3 separate regions of the Mus musculus genome follow, and all the other regions are linked to region 1. A link is a loop called in an ENCODE intact Hi-C map of the cell type or tissue named here. Cell type or tissue: heart. All regions are shown on one strand.

Region 1 (8,000 bases):
ACCAGAGTATAGAGTGCTTAATAAATCTGAGGCCAACTACCCAGACTTTAGGCGACATCATCTAGGCAACTCCTTTTTCAAACAACACCAAAATGGAATCTATTTCTATTACCCAAAGACAATTCCATCTGATGCCTAGCAACTTAACTAGCCAGACGTTTAGTCTCAAATGATGGCAATATTCCAATTCCAGCAATTTCTTGGGGGTAAAGAACACCCTACACTGGCCAGGGATAGCACCATATGCCTTTAATTCTAACATTCTGAAGGCACATTCGGGTTAATCCCTGTGAGTTCAAGGTCAGCCTGTCTATATGGAATTGGACTGACTTTTTAATTTATTTATTGAGATAGGGCCTCACAGTTTACCTTGAAGTCCAGGTTGGTCTTGAACTCACAGAGTTCTGCCTGTCTCTTCCTCTACATTAAAGGTGTGTGGCAGCAGGTCTGGAATACTGTTAGTTCTTTGAGGCAGAGTCTCATTCTATAGGCCTTGCTGGCCTGGAAATCACAGAGGTCTTCCTGCTTCTGCCTTCTTTCCAGGCCTTGCCATCAAACCTGGCCCAGCTGACTTCAGATACATTAGGGTTAGAGTTCAGACTTGCTTATAGAGCAGAATCCTCTGGACATGTCTGAAACAGACCAAGGCAATTCTGATTTAATTGGTCTCAGGTGGAGCCCAGGCAGAAGTGGCTTTAAAAGTTTCCCAAGTGACAGGGCACCAAGATGGCTCAGTAGGGGAGGGTGCTTGCTGCTGAGCCTAAAATCCTAAGTTTGGTCCCCAGGACCCACATGGCAGAAGGAAAGAACCCATTCCCACAGTTGTCCTCTGTCCTCTACATTCATGCCATCTGCATGTACTAAATAAAATAAAATAAATAGCTATGTTGATTATAAGTACAGCCAATGGTGAGACTATGGATCTGGGGTCTTCTATCCATTTTACTCCTCTGCCTGTCCCTCATATTGAGAGCTGAACCTAGGGTCTTGCTAGGCAAGTAGTGTGCCACAGAGTACAATTCCTTCTCTGAGACAAAGTCTTCCTATGTAGCCCTGGCTGGCATGTAACTCACTATATAGACTAAGCTGGCCTCGAACTTACAAAGTGCTGGGATTAGACACATTGCCACCATATCAGATCTCTTTACCTTTTTTTTTTTTTTTCAGATTCTTTTGTAGCTTCTAGTAGATGGGATTGCAGGCCTGGTTTCTCTCTCTCTCTCTCTCTCTCTCTCTCTCTCTCTCTCTCTCTCTCCTGTGTGTGTGTGTGTGTGCATGTGTTTGTGTCCCCGTGTGTGTCCCCGTGTCTATGTGTCTGTCTGTCTCTTTCTGTATGTCTGTCTATCTGTCTCACCTCAACCTTGGTCTGTGCTAGAGATTGAACCTAGAGCCTCCTGTATGCTGTGTATGCTAACCTACCTGTGCTCCAGCCTGAAGATCTTGAGTTGTGTGTGCACACATTCATTCATGTGTGTGTGTGCGTATGTGTGTGTGTGCGCGCGTGCGTGGAGAGGCCAGAGGTGATGTCTTCCTCTCCTTTTTTTAGTTTTTCAAGACAGGGTTTCTCCTGGCTGTCCTGGAACTCACTCTGTAAACCAGGCTGGCCTCGAACTCAGAAATCCGCCTGCCTCTGCCTCCCAAGTGCTGGGATTAAAGGCGTGCGCCACCACTGCCCAATTTCTCCACTTTATTTTAAGACAGGGTCTCTCACTGAACCCAGAGCTCACTGATTCAACTAGACCTGCTGGCCGATGATCCAGCGATTCGCTTCTCCCTGCCCACATTGCTGAAGCTATAGACTCATTGCTCAGCTTTTACCCTGTGCTAGGGATGGAAGCTCAAGCCCTCCTGCTTGGGCCATGGTCTGGTTGTCGTTTTGATACAGGGTCTCACATTGTAGCTCAACAGTATGAGGGCCTCAAGATTGAGGTGGTCTCCTACCTTGGCTTTCCAAATACTGGGATTATAGACGTAAGCCACTATGCCCAGCTTAACTCAAGACCCTCTCTTCAGAAGAGGAATCTAGAGTCGGCACCGTGCTCTTCTCTGCTCTCTGCTGAGCCCTCTCTTACCTGCCTCCAAGTACTCCGCTGAGCAAGTCACAGAAAGACTGGCAAGAAGCCACAAAAGCAGAGCTATATTCCGCAGTGAAGCCTGTTATGGGGTGCAGGACACATCACCCTCAGAAATAACCCAGTAAGTAAGCTGGATGAGGGTCGTCAGCCGAAACTCATTTCTCGAAAGGAAATTAACGTCTGTCTCCAGCCTAATGAGGACCTGCGCTTCTGGCTTTTGTTGTTTTGTTTTGAAAACCGGGTCTCACTGTGTAGCCCTGGCTAGTTTGGAACTCAGGATGTAGACCAGGCTGACCTCAAATTCCCAGAAACCTACTCGCCTCTGCTGGGATTAAAGGCACAAGCCACCCCACCCCACCCTCCAGTTTCCTGGTTTTATTAACATTTGTTACAGTGAAGGCACCAATCAGTACATTTTTAAATCCAATAATTCCCATTTCCTGAGATTTTACGTAATGTTGTTTTTCTCTTCTTACTGGCATCTCAGCCAAAATATCAGGTTATAGTTTGTCAACTTTCTCTACTGTAGTTACACACACACACACACACACACAAATAAATCAATGTAACTTCTGTTTTTGTTTTTTTGTTTTTTGTTTTTTTTTTTTGAGACAAGGTTTCTCTGTGTAACCCTGGCTCTCCTGGAACTCACTCTGTAGCCCTGGCTGGCCTGGAAATCACATATCCACCTGCCTCTGCCTCCTGAGTGCTGGGATTAAAGATGTGTGCCACCAGGCCCAACCAGGTTTAGCTTTTGTTGTTGTTGTTTGTTTTTTTGAGGCAGGGTTTTTCTGTGTAGTCCTGGCTGTCCTGGAACTCACTTTGTAGACCAGGCTGGCCTTGAACTCAGAAATCCGCTTGCCTCTGCCTCCCAAGTGCTGGGATTAAAGGCGTGCACCACCACGCCCGGCAGCATTTTTTAAAAATAAAAACAGGTGTGTTCAGATTACCAAAAGAGAACAATTCGGTAGTTCCCACAACCCAATGCAAGACTGACTCAAATCATAATTAGGTCTAGGGAGACCTCCTGTGGTTAAACTTGGGTATAGCTTCCCAGTGTCCGCTTTCCAGGCCTGGTCATTCCTAATGAATCCAAGAGTTCTCTCTTCACCCCAACCAGCCTCAGGCAAAATCTAAGAACATTCTGGGAGCATCACTACCAGTAGAGGCCAGATACACGCTGAGCTTCCTATAACGTTCGGGATCACCCTGAAATTTAAAAATTTGAGGCCAAGAGCTGTGAATACAACTATAATGGAGAGAGCCAAAGATCCTCATTTTTGGGGGGGGGGGTGCTGGAGAGATGGTTCAGTGGTTAATACTACTGAATGCTCTTCCAGAGGTCCTGAGTTCAATTCCCAGCAACAACATGGTGGCTCACAACCATCTATAATGGGATCCGGTGTCCTCTTCTGGTGTGTCTGAAGACAGCTACAGTGTACTCATATATGCATAAAATAAATAAATCCTTTTAAGAAGGTTGTGGAGAGATACATTCTTTTATTTATTTAGGATTTTAAAAACACATTTTGTTTATTTTTGCTTTGCTTTGGAGACAGGGTCTCACAGGCTGTCTTAAACTTACTAGGTATTTCAGGTTAGCCTTGAACTTTTAGCAATCCTGCCTCAGCCTCCCGCAAGCTGGGATTACATTTCCCAGCTGTGTAAAACAGTTCCAGGGGATCTGAGAAGCTCACACAGATACACATGCAGGTGAAACACTAATGCACATAAAATAAAAATAAATAACTTAAAAGTTTCTTGATTAATGATCATACTCTGGCTTTAAAAAAATGTCCTTTTTTATTTTGTGTGTTGGGGTGCTGTGCACACATGCCATCATATGCCTGCCATCATATGCCATCAGTGGTCAGGGGACAGTTTGTGAGAGTCAGCTCTCTTCCACCACATGGGTTGCTGTCCTCACCCTGGACAGCAAGAAACTTTGCCTGCTGATTCATCTCGCCCTCCTCCCACCCCCACCCCACCCCCATCTGCTCTTTTTTTTAAAATTTATTTATTATATGTAAGTGCACTGCAGCTGTCTTCAGACACACCAGAAGAGGATACCGGATCCCATTACAGATGGTTGTGAGCCACCATGTGGTTGCTGGGATTTGAACTCAGGACCTTTGGAAGAGCAGTCGGGTGCTCTTACCTGCTGAGCCATCTCACCAGCCCCACTCTTTTTTTTTTTAAAGATTTATTTATTATTATATCTAAGCACACTGTAGCTGTCTTAACCTAACCCTGATGCACCAGAAGAGGTCGTCAGATCTCATTACAGATGGTTGTGAGCCACCATGTGGTTGCGAGGATTTGAACTCAGGACCTTCGGAAAAGCAGTAGGTGCTCTTAACCACTGAGCCATCTCTCCAGCCCCCACGGCTGCTCTTATATTGGACACAGGCTCACTCTGTAGCTCTGGTTGGCCCAGACCTTACTGTGTACCAGACTGATCTCAAAGAGTGCCGGGATTAAAAGTGTGGACCAAGTGGGGCGGTGGTGGCACACACCTTTAATACCAACACTCAGGAGGCAGAGGCAGGCAGATCTCTGTGAGTTCAAGGCCAGCCTGGTCTACAGAGTGAGTTCCAGGACAGCCAGGGCTACACAGTGAAACTCAGTATTAGGGGGTGGGGGTGGGGTGGAGTGGGGGATAGTTGTGCACCCCCAAATCTGGACTGCTTTTCCTTTTTTAATTAAAAATTTCTCATAGGATATATTTTGATCATGTTTTCCCCTCCCCACCCAATTTTAAGTTTTATATTCTCTCTCAAAACAAAAAGAAAAACAACAAAACAAAACAAAACAAAAAAACTATACACAATAACAGAATGCCAGAACCAGAAATCAAGAAACAAAAACTCCCTACAAAAACAAAATTTAAAACAAACTGGCAAAAGACTAATAACACAAAAAAAGGCCTAAACAAAGCAAAACTAAGGAAAAAGTTCATAAAACACCATTGAGTTTGTTCTGTTGAGCAGCTACTTTTTGGCATGGGGTCTCCTGGACTGTGGTTGATGTACTCAGTGACACTCCACTGGCGAAAGCAGATTCCAAAACTGGTTTTCCACAGACCACAACCTCAGCTCTTTCTATTTATTGTCTATTTACTTACTTACTTACTTACTTACTTATTTACTTACTTTATTTATTTATGTACATATCAGCTTGGGGAGCTGTTTGTTTTTCTTTTGTCTTGTTTAATGCACCCTAGGACCACCTGTCTAGGGGTAGTAGCATCCACAACGGACTGGACCCTTCTATGCTTATCATTAACAAAGAAAATGCCCCGTAGACTTGAGTCTAAGCCAACCTGACATAGGGATTTTCCTAATTGTGACTCCCTCTTTACAAATGACCCTACTTTGTGTCAAGCTGATTTAAAAAAAACAAAAACAAAACTAACCAACACACTGAGTTGTCCTTTTAAAATTGTGTGTGTGTTTTGTACTTCTGAGTGTCAAATCTAGAACTTCTTCCAAGCTAGGCAAGTATTGTATCACAGACCCCCATCCTCAGCCCTTTTTATTTATTTATTAATTATTTACCTACTTTATTTATTTGTGTATGTGTGTGCGCGCACACACACGCATATTATCTTCATCCCTACTTTTTACTTACATTTCATTTTGAGACAGGGTCTCACTATGTAGCTCTGGCTAACTTGAATATAGTTCACTGTGTATACCAGGGCTGGCCTCTGCCTCCTGAGTGTTGGGACTAAAGGCATGAACCACTGTGCCTACTATTTACATCTTTCATTGCTTTTTTTCATTTTTTAGAAAATGTACATATGTATGCCACACACATGCCTGGTGCCCTCCATGGCCATAGGAGGGTATTGGCCTCTGTAAACTGGAGTTATGGTTGTTGTAAACCACCACATGGATGCTGAGAATCAAATCCCTGTCCTCTGCAGCAGTATGTGCTCTTAACCACGGATTTGCATATTTGCCATTATTTGCATATTTTATTTAGATCAGGGTCTCATTACATTCTCTAGGCCAGCCACAAACTCACTGTGAAACACAAGTGCTCCCGATCCTGTGTGGCTGGAATTACTGACCTACTAGTCTCAGCATAAGTTAGGGGACAGGAAAGACTGAAAGAGAAACCTGATAGGCCCTGGATGGCCTGGAATCTTAGCATAATCTTCTGGCTTCTGTTTGAGATTATAGACCTGCAGCATCAGGCCCAGCAATGTTTGAATGTTTGCTTTCTATAACAGAGCCTCACTCTGTAGCTAAGGCTGCCTTCTTAATCATGGCAACAGGCAACAGTAATCAGTCTCCCAACTTCAGGGATTATTACACACAGACTAGAGCCACAACACTCTTCTCTCTCTCTCTCTCTCTCTCTCTCTCTCTCTCTCTCTCTCTCACTTCCTCCCTTTCTCTCTCTCCCTCCCTCCCTCCCTCCCTTTCTCTTTCCCTCCCTCCCTCGCTTTCTCTTGACCCTAACCCTAACTCTAACCCTAACCTCTAACCCTAACCAGAACCCTAACTACCTTCTGGGTTCACTTCCCACAGCTCAGGGAAGCCACCAAGCTCACTTGCAGGGTACAGAACCCAGAAACTCACACACTGGAGGCAAGCACTCCACCAAATGAGCTACATCTCCAGTTCTCTTTTTCTTCTTGTTTTCCTAAGAGTCTGGATAATATTCTTCTGAACGATTATACAAATATTCAGTGCCACAAGCCATGCAAACCTTGGCCACTTTTTTTTTTACTACAACCTCATAAAATGTTTTACTGTTCCCCTAATTATTAAGTAGGTTTTTATTAGCTTGTGCTGTTTTCACAGATGGAAGACAGTGCTAACTGTGCAAAGCTGCAGGCTAAGAGGACCTTGAGATCACTTTGATCAAAAGCTGTGTAGAGAGAGCTGGGAACATAGCTCAGAGGCAGCAAATGCCCAGCGTACGGAGGCCCTAGATCAGTCCCCAGCCAGGAGGAGCAATGGGGGAAACTTATACTAGGGCTTCTGGGGCCTCCACGGAAAACACCTGCAGTTGGAATTTTCGTTTAATAACCTGTTGCTTCTGAGAGCATTATCTACCTCTGAAGATTTTCTTTTTAATGTACTGGGTTCCATTCCTAAAGCCTTTTAGTTAGCATAGGTGCTGGGATTCAAACTCCTCACAAGCACACTTTCAACTGAGCCCTCTCTCCAGCCCCACCAGATAACTTTTTTTTTTCTTTATTTACATTTCAAATGCTATCTCGAAAGTTCCCTATACTCTCTCTCCCGCCCTGCTCCCCTACCCACCCACTCCCACTTCTTAGCCCTGGCGTTCCCCTGTACTGGGGCATATAAAGTTTGCAAGACCAATGGGCCTTTCTTCCCAATGATGGCCGACTAGGCCATCTTCTGCTACATATGCAGCTAGAGACATGAGCTCTAGGGGTACTGGTTAGTTCATATTGTTGTTCCACTTATAGGGTTGCAGACCCCTTCAGCTCCTTGGGTACTTTCTCTAGCTCCTCCATTGGGGGCCCTGTGTTCCATCCTATAGACAATTGTGAGCATCCACTTCTGTATTTGCCAGGCACTGGCATAGCCTCATATGAGACAGCTATATCAGGGTCCCTTCAGCAAAATCTTGCTGGCATGTGCAATAGTGTTTGGGTTTGGTAGCTGTGGATAACTTTTAAGCAGGGGACTGGTGAGCATCCATTCTTTGTGAGACATTTCACCCAGGGAAGAGATGTACAAAGGCCCAAGGACAGAATGTGTGGAGAAAGAGTGAAGGGGCAGCATGAAAACTCACTGGGTCATGGAAAGAGTAAGAGATGTGGCAGAGACAGGAGGCTGAGGGAAAGACAGAGACACCATAAAGGCCTTTGGCTTTCTGTTGAAAAAGGAAATCTGAGGAGGGATTGTTTTGATTTAAAATTTCCATTTATGTGTTGGT
Region 2 (8,000 bases), 350 kb before region 1:
GTGATCATGCCACAGTCACCGTGCCTACAGAAGTCAGTATCAGTGACACCACAACCCAATTTGGGGTAATTTCTTCCTTCTTTGTACTCAAAGATTCACAGATGAGCACTGACGCAATCATCAGAGTTAGAAAAAGTAGCGAAGAGGAAGCTGGCAGGTTAGCTCTGAGACAATCACCACCATCATGGCATTAACAGCACAGTTACGGAAACTATTTCTCCGCTTCACTTTACCACATCTCAGTGATAGTTCCCAAATATTTACTTCCAGCAATAAGGAATCAAGAGCCAAAAGGGCCCAGAAATATCTGTACCTAAGGAAACACAGCTTAGAGCAGCACAGACAACTATCAGGCACTACCCACAGCAATGTTTAAACACGAGAAGACAATCAACATGCCAGATTTTAAAAAGGTACAATTTCTGCTCCACTTTAAAATAAAATAATCCAAACTTAAGAGTAAAACAGGCATCTGGGCAGCAAATATTATACATATTTGTTGTGTTTAACTTATAACAAAGGTAAGGTATTTTGTTGAAACGATCATATTAAGAAAATGTCTCTTAAGGAGGAATTTTCAAAGGACAACACAATTTGGTTACAATTTCTAATAAAGCTTGGTCAATTTTATACTATAATCCAATAGTTCCAAATCCTACCTTCACATTGCTTTTAGAAGGGAGAATGCTAATGCTCCAGGCATTTTTCTACTTTGATCCCAAGTGTGAAAAAAGAAATCCTAGTGAATTAGGCTAAAAATAACATTTGTCTGTAAGGGTAGGTATCCCAAAGGCCCAGTGTAGAAACTGAGCTTTGAAAAATCTCTCTGCAGGAAAATGCTCCCCCTAGTGTCAAAAACTGTCTATACACCACACAATGGAAGCCTGCCAATGCAATTATAGCTTTTGCTGCTGTTGTGATCGGGGCTCATGAAACCCAGGTTAATCAACTTTAGAACTTATGTAGGTGAGGGTAGCCTTCAACTCCGTATTTTACCTTTAACGTGCTGAGATTATAGGTGTGGGTCACCACACTCAGCTTTCTTATTTAGATGTAAGACTTTAAACCTTAATTTTGCTCACTCCTCCCCCATACTCTGAGAATGGGTTTCTCTGAGTAGCCCTGGCTGTTCTGGAACTCACTCTCTAGACCAGGCCGGCTTCAAACTCAGAGATTCACCTACTTCTGCCTCTAGAGTGCTGGGATTAAAGGCATGTGCTACCATCACCCAGCAGGCATTTTCTCTTTTTTATTTTATTTTTGAGATTCACTAAGCAGCCAAGGCTGGTGAGAATAGCTAAGGGTGGACTGTGGATGTAGTCAGTAGTAGAAAATTTGGCAAGCATGTTCGAGGCTGTTAGTTTAATCTTTAGCACTGAGAAGAAAACAAAGGCATAACACACATATTGAAAATGATCACTTGTTTTAAACAAGGAGCTGAGAAGCCAGAGATCGCCTCAGACTGTGTTGGCACAGTCTGAGGACTTGAGTTGACTCACAGGACCCATGGGAGAAGCTGGACACAGCTCTTTACATTTAGAATGCCAGCACTCCTATGGGGAACGGGAGGTGGAAGCAGGAGAATTTGCTGGAAGCTCAAGTATGCAACACAGCCACACAAACAACAAAATCCTGTCTCAAAAACAGTAAAACATAAAAAAAGGAGAGAACTGACAGCAAACATGTCCTACGACTTTCACATATGCACACATGCACTGAAACGCAAACCCTTAAGTGTCTCTGGTCTTTTTCTCTTTTATACTCTCTCTTCTTCAAAACAAAAATATAAAACTCTGTAACATAGTATAGTATTTATAATAGCTGGAATAATTTTCTAGATACTTTATGTGTATTAAACATCATGTTTAAAAAGATACATTTGTTATTTCATTTAGTCCTCAAAACAGTCACGAGATAATTACCATTATTATCACTTCCATTTATAGTTGAATAAACTAAGGTTTAAAAGTTAAGAAATCGGGCTGGTGAGATGGCTCAGCGGTTAAGAGCACTGACTGCACTTCCAAAGGTCCGGAGTTCAAATCCCAGCAACCACATGGTGGCTCACAACCACCCGTAACAAAAATCTGATGCCCTCTTCTGGAGTGTCTGAAGACAGCTACAGTGTACACACATATAATAAATAAATAAATAAATCTTAAAAAAAAAAAAAAAAGTTAAGAAATCTGGGCTGGAGAGATGGATCAGCAGTTAAGAGCACTGACTGCTTTTCCAGAGGTCCTGAGTTCAATTCCCAGCAACTACATGGTGGCTCACAACTATCTGTAATGGGATCCAATGTCCTCTTCTGGTGTATCTGAAGACATAGACATATATAAAATAAATAAATAAATCTTAAAAAAAAAAGTTAAGAAATATGCCAGGTGATAGTGATACATGTCTTTAATCTCAGCACTTGGGAGGCAGAGACAGAAGATTTTCTGAAAGTTAGAGGCCAGCCTTGTCTACAGACTGTTCTAGGATAGCCAAACTATACACAGAGAAACCCTGTTTCGAGAAAACCACCACCACCAACAATAACAATAACAACAACAAAAATCTTAAGAAATTCATCAAACATCACATAGCTAATATTGGAGCAGACATTCCAACCTAGCTACTTGACTCTGCTTCTCTCATAATCAAAACTTCTGCATACTCTTCACCATTAAAGGATGGAAAACCAGATGTGGTGGTGCACACCTGCAATCCCCTTATTTGGGAAGCCCTGACAGGAAGGATGCTATGAGTTCAAGACCAGTCCAGGATATATAGCCGTGGGAATTATTTTCCACATATGCAAGTCAATGGAAAGCAAGGCTAACTGGTAATTTTACTGATCCTTTAAAAATTATTTTAGATTTTCTTTGTATGCACATCTTCCTGCATGAATGTGTGAAACATATGCTTGCCTGGTATTCAGGTCAGAAGAGGAAGAGCACTGGATCCCCTGCAACTAAGATTACACACAGCCCCGTTCATTCTTATGTAAGCAAACCATGTATGTGTGAATATAGACAAATAATAAATCATGTGTCTAAGCTAAGAGAGTCATTTGGGAATTGGGTAAGAATGCTTTATAGGCAAATATACAACAGTATATTGATTGTGTTAGTGATGCCATCTAGTGGTGACCAAATATAGATGTACTAAGACAAGTTCTAGAATTGGTTTTTTCTCTTTTTTAAAGGATCTTAGGATTTATTTTGTTCTGCATGTGTGGATGTGTTCAACACACATGGATGCCTATGGAAGCCAGCAGACAGCATTATATTCTCTGGAACTGGAACTATGAATGATTGTGAGCCACCATCTGCGGCTGGGAATTGAAAGCAAGGTCCTCCACAAGAACACACTGGCCTTAACTGCTGGGCCATCTTTCTCTCCAGCCCCCTAGGAAACTGATTTCAAACCACTCGTAGATGACAATCTTTGGAGAATGTGAATAACGTAGGTTTTTTTTTTTTTTCAACAAGAATAAAAAGCTTATTCTCCTAGGTACAAAAGTAGAATGTTCAGGAAATTAGAATAAGCAACACAAGTCAGTGGTTCTGCTAATCATCCTACTAAGTACCGTTCCGCAGAGATGAAAGAAGCTCGCTTTGCTCTCTGGCTCACACCCACCACTCCCATGGAAACAGCAACTCTGCTGATTGAGTGATGAGGGTTCCAACACACATTTTCAAATTACAACCTTTCAATTGAAAAACTTAATCTTAAAAATAAGGAAATTGTTCATTAACTGAAAAATATGACTTCATTTTAAGATCTAATCTTTTTAGTCTTAATCTTAAGTGACCATCTGGTGTACATTCGATCACAATTAACAAGGTTTAACCGCAAAGAGGCAACTTCCACTGTGAAGACCAATGGACACGAAATACAAAGCATTTTCATATTACTTAATTTTTAGAAAGCATGATCATGATAAAGAAGAAATTAATCTTTAGTTTTTCAAACTACATGAACTGTAAGACTTTACAAACAATACAAACACAAAATCCGACAAGAAGGGGACTGTATGTCTGCCCAGACTACGTTCCTAGCATGGCTGCTTGGCCTCTGAGGGTTACATGATTACAACAAGGTAGAGGTGTCTATTTCACCATCACAAAAAAGTAGGCCATCAGAATGTCGTCATCATCACATCTAAGCTCATAAAAGAAAGCACATGCAATTGGGGTTTCCCAAACACAGTCCTATCATCAAAAGACAAGGGAGCCCGGCATGGTGGTGCCCGTCTTTAATCTTAGCACTCAGGAGGCAGAGGGAGGAAGATCTCTGTAAGGTCCAGGACAGCCAGGGCTATATAGTGACACCCCCTTCCAAACAAACAAACAACAATACACAAAAGAAGTGAAGATTGTCAGGTGTGGGAGGCAAAGCACAGAGGTCCTTGTGCCATCACAGAAGCACTAGAGAAACCAGGAATGTTAAACATGCAGGGTTATCTTGAGAGAGAGAGAGAGAGAGAGAGAGAGAGAGAGAGAGAGAGAGAGAGAGAGAGAGAGAGAGAGAACTTGCTTTCAGAGCAGAGGAGGTTATGAGCCTGGTGACTTTTATTATCTGTGTGGCTAAAACCACACCAGATCCTCCCTAAGACCTTATCATGAAACTCTTTTTCTCAGTCGATCTATATATAGAACCTATCTTTATGGAAGATGTCACATGTTCTTACAAAGTTTCAACATGGGATTGAGTTAATTATCACCAGGAAATTTTTTCACCAAATTATACTGTACTTAATTAAATATATCTAAAGGAAACTACTTGGGGTCAGATTCTCAAAGTTTAAACCAACACAGACTACTGAGTTGTACTGAGCTGAACTGGCTCATCTTACATGGATTGACATGCTGGTCACTGGGATTCTAGAGAGAGAGACCCCCTGTACTTAAGAATTAAAACATTGTTACAAATCACAAAGGAAATGGTAAATTTTAAAGTTATTAGAATAGCTTGTATTAAGAACAAATCAAAACTCTGCTTTTGATTTCCTGTCTTTTTTTAAAATGTGTTAAAATTTCACATGTAATTTTAACAATTTATATACAAATATAATACACAAATATACTAAAAACTTCCCATGGAAACATTTATGTATAATTAATGCAGTAGTTTTTATAAGTTCAATGATTCTATCTCCTTACTTGTGACTTAGTATATAATAGATATAACATTGAGTGCAGTGAGAAAGAACTTCCTCCCAATTGCTCTTGAAATTGTCAAGAGAGATGACTCAGCAGTAAAGAGGCTGTGTTGCTCTTGCATAGGATTCAGGTTCAGTTCTTAGTACCCACAAGACAGCTCACAACTGTCTGTAACTCCAGTTCCTCCACAGGCACCAGGCAAACACATGATGCAGATATACAAAATACTCATATGCATTAAAAGTTAAAGCTGAGAAAATTCTAATTACATTCCACTAAACTAGCACACTGATCAAGTGTAAAAATGCTCATTAGTAGAAACAAAGATTTTACTTTTCCTTTACATTAATTCTGTAATAAACTTTACTGTTACAATACTACTACTACTACTACTACTACTACTACTACTACTACTACTACTACTACTATTATTGCTATTATTATCGAATGTGTCCATGCAGGTGAGTATCTGTGTGCCATGGCACAGGGGTAGAGGTCAGAAAATGGCTCATCCGAGGATTCAAAGTCAGGTCCTCAAGGTTGTTCAGAAAGTACTTTACTCAATTATCTCTCCAGCCCTCAAATTTCTTTATACTAAATTTGTATGCAATTTAAAGAGGACTCATTTGAATTCCGTTTAATGTTCAGTAGAATCTTCCATGTATGCGGCTTCCCAGAGGATTTTAGGTTTGTCATCTATTATAAACAAAGCCCTTCATCTTGTTTTTCAAGAAATATCAGATGGTGGGTCTAGATAAGAACAGGAAGATAGGGCAGGGTGGCCCACATCTTCAATCCCAGCCCTTGGGAGGCAGAAGTAAGTGGATCTGAGTTCGAGGACAACCTAACTTCACCGAGTGAATTCAAGAAAAGTCAGGGAGAAACAGACAAACCCTGTCTTAAAAACACCAAAGCCAAACACACACACTCACACACGCACACACACACCCCACAAAATAAAAAACAAAAACAAAAACAGAACAAAAAGATATCCTATAATCTAATCTGTCTTTTCTTTTTCTCTCTCCTTCAATTTCTACATCTGAATGCAGTATTACACTACTAAGAATTTAGCAGTTATAGGACTGGAGAGAGATTCAGTTTAAGCATGCAGACTTTTATTTAGATGTCCAGCATTTATGCAAAAAGCTGAAAAGGATGCTTGTGATCCCAGAACTGGGGAGGAAAAAACAAGAGGATCCCTTGGCTCGCTGGCAAGGCAATCTAGCTAAACACAAGTTTATGTAGACCCTGTGTCAAAAAATATGTGGTATGTGATTGAGGAAGACACCGAATGTTGACAACTTGTCTCTGTCTACATGTATACACAGATAGATATATCTGGACGCACGTGCAAACACACACATACCATAAATACAAACTTATACCAGTTTAGAAGTTACTAAGAAATAGAATCAATTACTTACTTTTATTTCAGGTAAGAGATAAGCAGATATGAATATAATTCTAAAATTCAAACATTTTTGAGATGGGGCCTCCTAATATTGCCCAAGCCAGATTCAAACTCCCAAAGCTCCTGCTATAGTCCCCTAAGCAGCTAGTACCATGTGCCACTGGGTCTAGCTTAAAATTCCAAGCTTTAAAATAAACTTAGAGAAATGATGTACTAAAGATTAACTCCCAAATTATCCTTCAGATCATTAGTTCAACACTCTCCTATACCAATCATTCATGCCTTAACATTAACATATTGGATTCAGAAGTGAATGTAGTATGTATAGAGCAGCCTTGTTTGAAATGATGGAATTAATTCAGCATTGAGTATCACTGTGATATTCTTTCTACCCAATGAAGATAAAACTACAAATATGGAATTGTTTTTACTTCCTTATTCAGGAACAAGAAGAGAACAAAAGAAACAAACCATGTAGCCACAGAGCTTAATAAGCACTCAAGCATCCCAGTCTTACCTCACTCTGACAAGGCCTACCTAGATCCTGTTGTCCTGTCTTCAGCTGCCTACTCTCCTTCTACCTCAGATTTTTAAGGTCACTTGTAAAAATGGAAAGTTTTATCTTATACTTAAACTAGTATTTCACCAAGGAAGTACTTTAAAACTAAGTTTTACATGTTATTTCATCAGTTATATTAAATAACAACATCCAAACTATGGACAAGCGCCCATGGCCGCTTAGAATGTTTCTGTGTCGCTGATTAACAGATAAACTGTCTGTATCAACTTAAAGCCTTTTCTTGGTTTTGTTTTTTATTTTATTTTTTTAAAGATTTATTTATTTATTTTATATAGGTGAGTACACTGTAGCTGTCTTCAGACACATCAGAAGAGGGCATCAGATCCCATTACAGATGGTTGTAAGCCACCATGTGGTTGCTGGGAATTGAACTCAGGATTTTTGGAAGAGCTGTCAGTGCTCTCTTTTTTTTTTTTAAAGATTTATTTATTTATTATATGTAAGTACACTGTAGCTGTCTTCAGACACACCAGAAGAGGGCATCAGATCTCTGTTACAGGTGGTTGTGAGCCACCATGTGGTTGCTGGGATTTGAACTTTGGACCTTTGGAAGAGCAGTCGGGTGCTCTTACCCCCTGAGCCATCTCACCAGCCCCGCTGTCAGTGCTCTTAACTGCTGAGCCATCTCTCCAGCCCCCCTTTTTTAAAAGGCGGTTTTATTTCTTTTCTTTGTTTTGTGTGTATGTGTGGGTAACTGAGCACATAATAAAGGGCTCAGGACATTTGCAGGAGTCAGTTCTCTCTTTTGTCTATCAGGCAGCTTCTGAGGATTGAACTACGGCCGTCATGCTTGGCAGTGAGCTCCCTTACTGGATGAGCCACCTCACTGTTTTGTGTTTTCAAGACAGTGTCTCGT
Region 3 (8,000 bases), 240 kb before region 1:
AATCAAATGATAAAGATCAAAATAGTAAAGCAATAAGGTAACTGATGTTTTCTTAACTACTAAAATAAGCAGCAGTTTACCTAGGGAAGAGGAATCTCTTTAAGTAACAATAATGTCACAAGAACTGGGTTTAAACACTTGTATTCCTCAAATTCTATTTCTCCTAAGAGTATCTATCCATACAGTAAAAACATTTCTTTTCAGCACAATTTAAATAAAGGAGGCTGCTATTACAAGAGGGTAGGTTTATGCTTTATACATTTAAAAATATATATTAATAGGTGGGTGGGAGTGTGGTGCATTCATGCCTTGTCATATGTGGAAGCCAAGGACAACTTTGGAGTCAAATGAACCTTTATTTCAGTTCTAAGGTCCAACCTGAGGTCATAAGGTTTTCAGGGCAAGCACCTTTACCAAGCCATTTTACCAGCCCTATAATTATATTTTATGTTAAAGTAACTTAAGCATGTTAGCCCATCTCACATTTCTTCAATTATTTTGTATGTGTGTGTACGAGCCCATGCATGTGAATAGGGAGGCCAGAGGTCAATGCAGGGTATCTTCCTCTATAGCTATACACTTTAAGACAACAGTCTCTCTCTGAACCTGAATCTCATTCTAAAATAAACTAAATTTACAGAAAATTGTAAAGGACAAAAACAAAACAAATACGATTTTTTTAAAAAATTAATTATATGTGTGTACACTGTAGCTGTCTTCAGACACTCCAGAAGAGGACATCAGATCTCATTACGGATGGTTATGAGCCACCATGTGGTTGCTGGAATTTGAACTCAGGACCTTTGGAAGAGGAGTCAGTGCTCTTAACCGCTGAGCCATCTCACCAGCCCACAAAAATGATTTTTATCGGAAGCATTGACAATTGGAAGTAAGTTTCCAACCTGTTGTCTTACCCATAACCACCAAATGCTTGCCACTCTCCTTCATAACTGTGATACAATCACCAAAACAGAAAGTTAACATTCATGCATTACTAACATCAAATCCTGAGACCCCACTGAAGTATCAGCAATGTCCTAATAATATCTTTTAAAGCAGAAGGACTCAATTTAGAATCAGAACCACCTTTACTTTCCATGTTCTTTATGGTAGAGCACTTGTTCAGGCTCTTCTGACTTAAATAGTGGTTTCCTGTTCCCAGTCTCTTTCAGATGATACTGCTAGGATACCAGGCATAAACCAACATGCCTACTAACAACTCCCTCACCATTATCCTAACATATTTACTGACGTTATTCATTCTTCAGTTTTATAATGAATTTCCCATTGCCAATGTTACTACTTTCCTTACAAAGATCCCTTGCTTCTCCCCATCTTATAATTGAGCTCTGACACTACATACCCAGACTGACCTTCCCCAGGGATGCTATTCTATCTATTGTTTTTTGAGACAGGGTTTCTCTGTGTAGCCCTGGCTGTCCTGGAACTCACTCTGTACCCAGGCTGGCCTCGAACTCAGAAATCCGCCTGCCTCTGCCTCCCGAATGCTGGGATTAAAGGCGTGCGCCACCATTGCCCGGCGCTTTTCTATCTTGTTTGGCTCCTAACCTTCACCTGAGGCTACCAAACTACAACCACGTTCTTGCCATTTGCCATTTGCCACGCACTCTCCTCCCTTCCTCTCTAGTCTTCAGTGCCTCACTTTGAACCACTGCAGTTCCCTGTGTACAGATGGCAATTACGAAAAGATTTCTGATAATTGTTATCATCACAGAATCTGTATCACATCTTCAGTCTTTAAGTTGCTTAGCACTGCAGTTAGATACAGTAGTGTCTATCAACTCTCTCAAGCACTGTAACTCTTACCTTCGAGCAACATTTTTGAAGTAGCCTGCACAAAGACATCTTCGTAGTACTTCATGTTTAGGGCCTTCAAAAGTCTCTCTTGGGAAATCACTTTGCTGTAGAAAGAGTATGTATTCAATGATATAGCTCACAGTACAATTTGATCTAATCTTTTTTTCAAAGTTCACATTTCTAAAGACTTTCTGGGCAATATATTATGAGACGGATTACATTTAGCATTGCACCCAAAATAGTCAAAAGACAAACAATATATAAAATAATAATTATGGAAGGCTATGTATCAGATAACAAAGGACAATGACTCAGGAAATAGAAAATTTACACCAACAAAAGCTCCACCCTAGTCTTAAGAGTTCTAAGAAAAAAACTCCAAACGGAACCCAGAGAACTTACTACTAAGGAAACAGAGCCAAGTCTGACTGGAATTTACAGGAAAGAGCAAGTTCAGGAGAGATGTTCAAAAACAAAAAATATGAAAGATCTGCAGAAAGTATCTGCCCAAGTAAATAACCTCCCAGAAAGCTCACACTGCTTGGTATCTCCCAGGGCTAAGAATGGTGTTGTGAATACTTCGAAGAACTGGTTTGGGGTAGAGGACCTAGAAGAAGATTACCCAGCACCTGGGAGGCAGAGGCAGGCAGACTGCTGAGTTTGGGATGGCCCTGAGATATACGCTGAGTTCCAGGCCAGCCAGTGCTACAGTCAGACCATGACATCACCCACCTCAGAAAATGCACATAAAATAGCATGTAATTTTGAGAGGTGTATGTATAATTAGGTGAGTATAGGAAGGGAGGCCAGAGGCATCCAGTTCTTGGGGGCTATAATCACCCAGTGTGGGTATTGGGAACCAAACTCTCAACAGGATGAGAGCAGGATGTGATCCAACCACTGTGCAGTCTCTCCAGCACTATTATCCTTTCTTCCTTTCTTCTTCTCCTTCCTCCTTCCTCCTCCTCCTCCTCCTTCTTCTTCTTTTTTTTTTTTTTTTTTTTTTTTTTTAGGCAGGGTCTCTTATTTAGCCCTAGCTAGCCTGGAAACTTTTTATATAGACTAGGCTCCCCTCAACTAAGAGAGATCCATCCACCTGCTTCTGCCTCAAGGATGCTGAGATTAAAGGTATGCAACAGCCCAGCCCTTCTGTCTTGACTGTAGTAATAATTAAACAGGTATGTATAGATATCAAAACTCAGAGAACTGTACACTTTTTTTTTAAAAGATTTTATTTATGTGAGTACACTGTAGCTGTTTCCAGACACACCAGAAGAGGGCATCAGATCCCTTTACAGATGGCTGTGAGCCACCACATAGTTGCTGGGAATTGAACTCAGGATTTGGAAGAGCAGTCAGTGCTCTTAACCACTGAGCCATCTCTCCAGCCCCCACTTTTTTTTTTCTTCATGTTTTAAAGTCTTTTTTACACTGATGTGGTGAGTGGGCAAATGGACATGCTCATGCCAAAGCCAATGTGTGGAGGTCAGAGGAAAACTTTTGGGAGTTGGCTCTTTCCTTCCAACCTGTGAGATCCCGAGGTCAGACTTGGGTCATTAGATTTGGTGGCTTGCACCCTTACCTGCTGAATCATCTCACCAGCCTATGTGAAGTTCAGTGTGTATCAATTATTCTTCAGCACGACTATCTAAAAATATTTTCATTATTTCAGATACATTTCTTTACCACTATGAGGATTCACTGGGTCAGAGAGACGGCTGGCTATACAGAGTAGCATGCAGAGGGAAAGTAACCGACTAGAATGGGTGGTACAAATATAAATTACTGCACTGAAAATTCAGTATGATCTACAGAGACCTACAACGCTAGTTGAGAAAACAGACAACAGAAGCCACAGCAGTCACCTGCTTTAGTTTCCTGATCAGTTCCCGAAGTTGAGCTTCCACACGAAATGCAGAGAATAAGCACCGCCAGTGAATCCAGTGCTTCTGGCACCACGAAGCCGGAGCTCCACTACAACACAAAAACACTGCTGTCTTCAAATACCTTCTATCCGTGAAAGACGAAAACATCCTCACTGCCTTTACAAAGAATGGAAACCAGTCATGGGTGGTGCAGGGCCAGGGTGCTTGTAACCTCGGCAGTTGGGAGATAAAGGCAGAAGGAATTAGGAGTGCAAGGCATCTTCTACTATACAGCAAGGCTGTTGCTAGTCTAGGCTACAGAAGACCATCTCAAAAAAGCAAGCAACTAACCAACTAACCAGCCAGCCAAGCAACAACAAAAGCAGAGATCTGGACAAGCACTAAAAAAGCATTTTAGAAAATTTGACAAAATCAAACAAACAAACAAACAGAAAAACATTGGGGGCTGGAGAGGTAGCTCATCCCTTAAGAGCATTTCTGGTGATTCACAGAACCTGGGTTCAATTCCCAGCACCCACATGGTGGCTCACATCCATCAGGAACTCTAGTTCTAGGGGATCCAATGCCTTTTTCTGCTTCCATGGGCACCACATACACTGGTGGTACCCATGCATACAAGCAAGCAAAGCATTCATATGCCTAAAGTAAATCTTTTTAAAGAAAGAAAAGAAAATATTACAAAAAATTAATGTCAGGTCCTCTGATTAAATTAAATAATTTATAAAAGAGGTTTCTTTTTACATATATGAATTAACAAATATCTAATCATCACTTAATCTGAGTATCTATATGAAAACAAAACTCTGTAAAATTCATTTTCAGAAAGAATTTGAGGGAAAAAGGAAAACTAACATTGAACCTGCATGACCAAAAGTATGTAAGGAAGCTGCAGATCAAAGTGACATTTTCCAGTACAAAGGACAAGCTCACATACCTTGATTTGCACTGTTCAAAAATGACAGCTAAAGTTGCAAAGTCATTAAATCCTCCAGCTTTCGCTGCCAATTCCCGATGTCTCTGTTCTGCTTCCTTCTGGTACTCTGGATCAACTAAAAGTCAAATTTAGTTTAGTTCCATGTTAAATCAAGGCCCTGTCTCACTTTGCTTCCTCTTCCACCATGTTCAACAACAGCTGCCTCACTCCTTGGGGGTAGAGTTAATTAGCTCTTCTCAAGTTCTGTTTCTCCTTACATCTCATCACCATTGTTCCCCACCACGATTACCACCTTGATGTTGTTTTACAAGATAGACTATCTTCCTACATAGCTCAGGCTGACCCAGAATTTGGCATGTATGGAACATAGTGTGGCTTTAAAATTCTTTTGCCTTTGCTTACCAAATACTGGGATTACAGAAGTATACCACCACACATAACTATTATTAGAACTATTCTTTTAAACACATGCTAGAGATTTATGACAGTCAACATTCCTCCTCTCAATTCAATTGTCTTTAAAATAGTATCTGGAATTTACTTTTTTCTTTATAATTTACTCTTCTTTAAAAAAAAGTCGTAAGAGTAGCTGACAGTTAAAAGAGATACAAGGTAAAAGTTCTATGTCCACAGTTTGTCACATGAACACAGTCTTCAAAGCTAATCACTATTATAGATGGTCCCCAACTTAGACTAATCTAACTTTATAATAGTGTAAAGGAATATACTTTACACTCAGTCAAAGTGGTACCTCCAACTTTCTATTTTCATCTTTTCCCAACATTCAGCACAACAGTCTCCCCCAATACTGGTCAGTAGCAGCATAAGGAGCCTCTGCTTCCAGTCAGCCATGCAATCATGAGGATAAGATAAGCAGCAGTCACAGTCCACCATGCAGCGCCACCATGCAGCCTTGTGGACTAGGCTAGTGTTTTTTGTTTTTTTTTTTTAAGATTTATCTATTTATTATATGTAAGTACACTGTAGCTATCTTCAGATGCACCAGAAGAGGTCATCAGATCTCATTACGGGTGGTTGTAAGCTACCATGTGCTTGCTGGGATTTGAACTTCGGACCTTCGGAAGAGCAGTCGGGTGCTCTTACCCACTGAGCCATCTCACCAGCCCCTAGGCTGGTGTTTTTAATGCATGTTTGACTTCAGATGAATTGGATCAGCAGGTACCTCAAGAACATCTGTATTAAGTTTGTGTTCTTCCACTTTTCCCCTTCCACCATATGGTTCTTAAGGATTAAAACAGTGGCCAAGGCTCAGCGGGATGGCTCAACAGGTCACAGTGTTTGCCTCACAAGCCTCATGCCCCAAGTTCAATCCCCAGAATCCATGTAAAGGTAGAAGGAGAGGACTGACTCTACAGTTTTGTCTTCTCACTTCCACATATAATGCCATGGCAAATGAATACAACATACACTTACAGAAAGTGATCAAGCACTGCCTAAATGTACAAAGAGGAGACACAGTTTAACCAGCCAATATATATGGAACTCAGAATAATGGGTAATTAAAGAGGACCTCCATATACATTAAGCATTCCTATTACAAATGTAATAATGTATAACAAGTATAAGCTGTGTGTACCCCTAGAGGTAGTCATAAGCATAGTCTAACAATGCACTCAAACAGATGAACACATACCAGCATCAGAGAAGCCCAATTACCTTCTACCACTATCCACTCTGCCCAGAAGGGTAACCACAGCCTAACCTCTAACTCCACAGATTTGTCATTCCTGTTTCTAACCTTTAAAAACACGTTTTGTTTTGTTTTTAATTTATTTATTATATGTAAGTACACTGTAGCTATCTTCAGACACTCCAGAAGAGGGTGTCAGATCTCGTTATGGATGGTTGTGAGCCACCATGTGGTAGCTGGGATTTGAACTCAGGAACTTTGGAAGAGCAATTAGTGCTCTTAACCGCTGAGCCACCCATCTCTTCAGCCCCCCAAAACACGTTTTTTTTGCCATGATGACACACACCTTTACTCTAAGAGCTCAGTGGGCAGAGGCAGGCAGATCTCTGAGTTCAAGGCCAACCTGGTCTATAGAGTTGAGTTCCAGGACAGCCAGGGCTACACAGTGAAACCCTGTCTCAGATAAAACATCTGTTTATTTTGTGTGTGAGAGCATGCCACAGCAAGCAATATGAAGATTAGAAGACAACTTGCAAGAATCAATGTTCTCCTCCCATCCCAATAGTGAAATCCAAGTTGCCTATCTCAGTGGTAGGTACCATCACCCACTGGCCCATCTCACCAGCCTTGTTTAAACCTTTCTGTATATGGACGGATCACACAGTATGTACTTGATGAGTTTAATTGCTTTTGCTCAACATTTGAGATTTGCCTTTTATTTACTTTGATTCAATTTCTCCTGAATCCATTTTAAGACTGACATGCTCTCTGGCCAAATTTCCCATCCAACACTTTATCAGATTAATTTTTATTCTGCCTGGGTCCCCTAGGGATGCACAGACCCTGTCTCGAACAAACAAACAAACAAACAAAGACTATCAGGAAATAGGTCAGTGGTTAAGTGCTTGCCAAACGAGCACCTGAGTTTGAGCTCTAGGACTTATATAATGAAAGTAACAAATAAAAGAAAAATTTTTTAAAATCCAAATGTGGTAGTCTCTCCTTGTAGTGGCAGCACTGGGGAGGCAGTGACTGGTGGACTTTTGAGGTTAACTGACTAGTCCAGTCTGGTTTACTCAGCCTCGGCAAGTTGCAGGCCAGTGGGGGAAAATTTTTTTTTTTTTGAGACAAGGTCTTTCTACATAGAAAGTTCTCTGTCATAGAATTTACAGAGATCTACCTGCCTCTGCCTTCCCTGGTGTTGGGATTAAAAGCATGCACCACCCAGGAAGAAATCTTATCTCAAAAAAAAAAAAAGATAATGCTTGAAGAATGTTGAAGAATGGCCCCTGAAGTCATCGGGCTTCCACACCCAAACACACCTGCACACTTACAAATGTAAAAAATCAAGAGTCAAAGGAAAAGCAAAAACAAAGGCCAGGTGTGGTAGCACATACCTCTAATTCCAGCACTTGGGAGGAAAAGGCAGGTGGATCTCTGTGAGTCCAAGGATAGCCTGGTCTACACAGCAAGTTTCAGGCCACCCTGTCTAATCTTTTGATTAATCTACTAAATAAAAACATGAAAAAAAATCCATTGTTCTCCAGGCCTGAGAGTTCTTGCCTTTAATCCTAGCAGTGGAAAGGCAAACAAGGTCAGGCCAGTGGGAGCTACTCAGTAAGACCCTGTGTCAAAACAAAAACCTCATCATTAGCCATCACATAGCTGACAAGTGAACATAAATATATAACATAATGTGTAAAATGTGGAG

What was found. Peaks named below come from ENCODE experiments on the same cell type or tissue, not always from the same donor. Only the 100,000 strongest peaks of a DNase experiment are listed, where the experiment ranks them.
Region 2: a loop joins it to region 1, with 2.2 times the contacts of the local background. A loop is called at or near these places in 8 of 42 quality-filtered maps.
Region 3: a loop joins it to region 1, with 3.0 times the contacts of the local background. A loop is called at or near these places in 6 of 42 quality-filtered maps.

Annotation. Positions count from the first base shown.
Region 1 is chr11:87,007,595-87,015,594 of GRCm38, forward strand. No RefSeq gene overlaps it. Among named protein-coding and RNA genes, the nearest start is that of Ypel2, 18 kb to the left of the region's middle. In heart, a CTCF peak has its summit at 3,110; a DNase peak (open chromatin) is centred at 3,127; H3K27ac peaks cover 375 bases.
Region 2 is chr11:86,652,794-86,660,793 of GRCm38, forward strand. The region is part of intron 5 of Vmp1 (vacuole membrane protein 1); the gene reads right to left. Among named protein-coding and RNA genes, the nearest start is that of Vmp1, 27 kb to the right of the region's middle. In heart, a CTCF peak has its summit at 3,121 (motif pointing left); no DNase peak of the experiment used is centred here; H3K27ac peaks cover 1,360 bases.
Region 3 is chr11:86,771,977-86,779,976 of GRCm38, forward strand. It overlaps Dhx40 (DEAH (Asp-Glu-Ala-His) box polypeptide 40), which reads right to left. Exons shown (of 18, transcript NM_026191.2): 13 at 4,639-4,753; 14 at 3,684-3,792; 15 at 1,828-1,922. It overlaps Gm42085 (a long non-coding RNA gene), which reads left to right. Exons shown (of 3, transcript XR_880101.3): 3 at 2,885-3,690. Among named protein-coding and RNA genes, the nearest start is that of Gm42085, 18 kb to the left of the region's middle. In heart, a CTCF peak has its summit at 3,087 (motif pointing right); no DNase peak of the experiment used is centred here.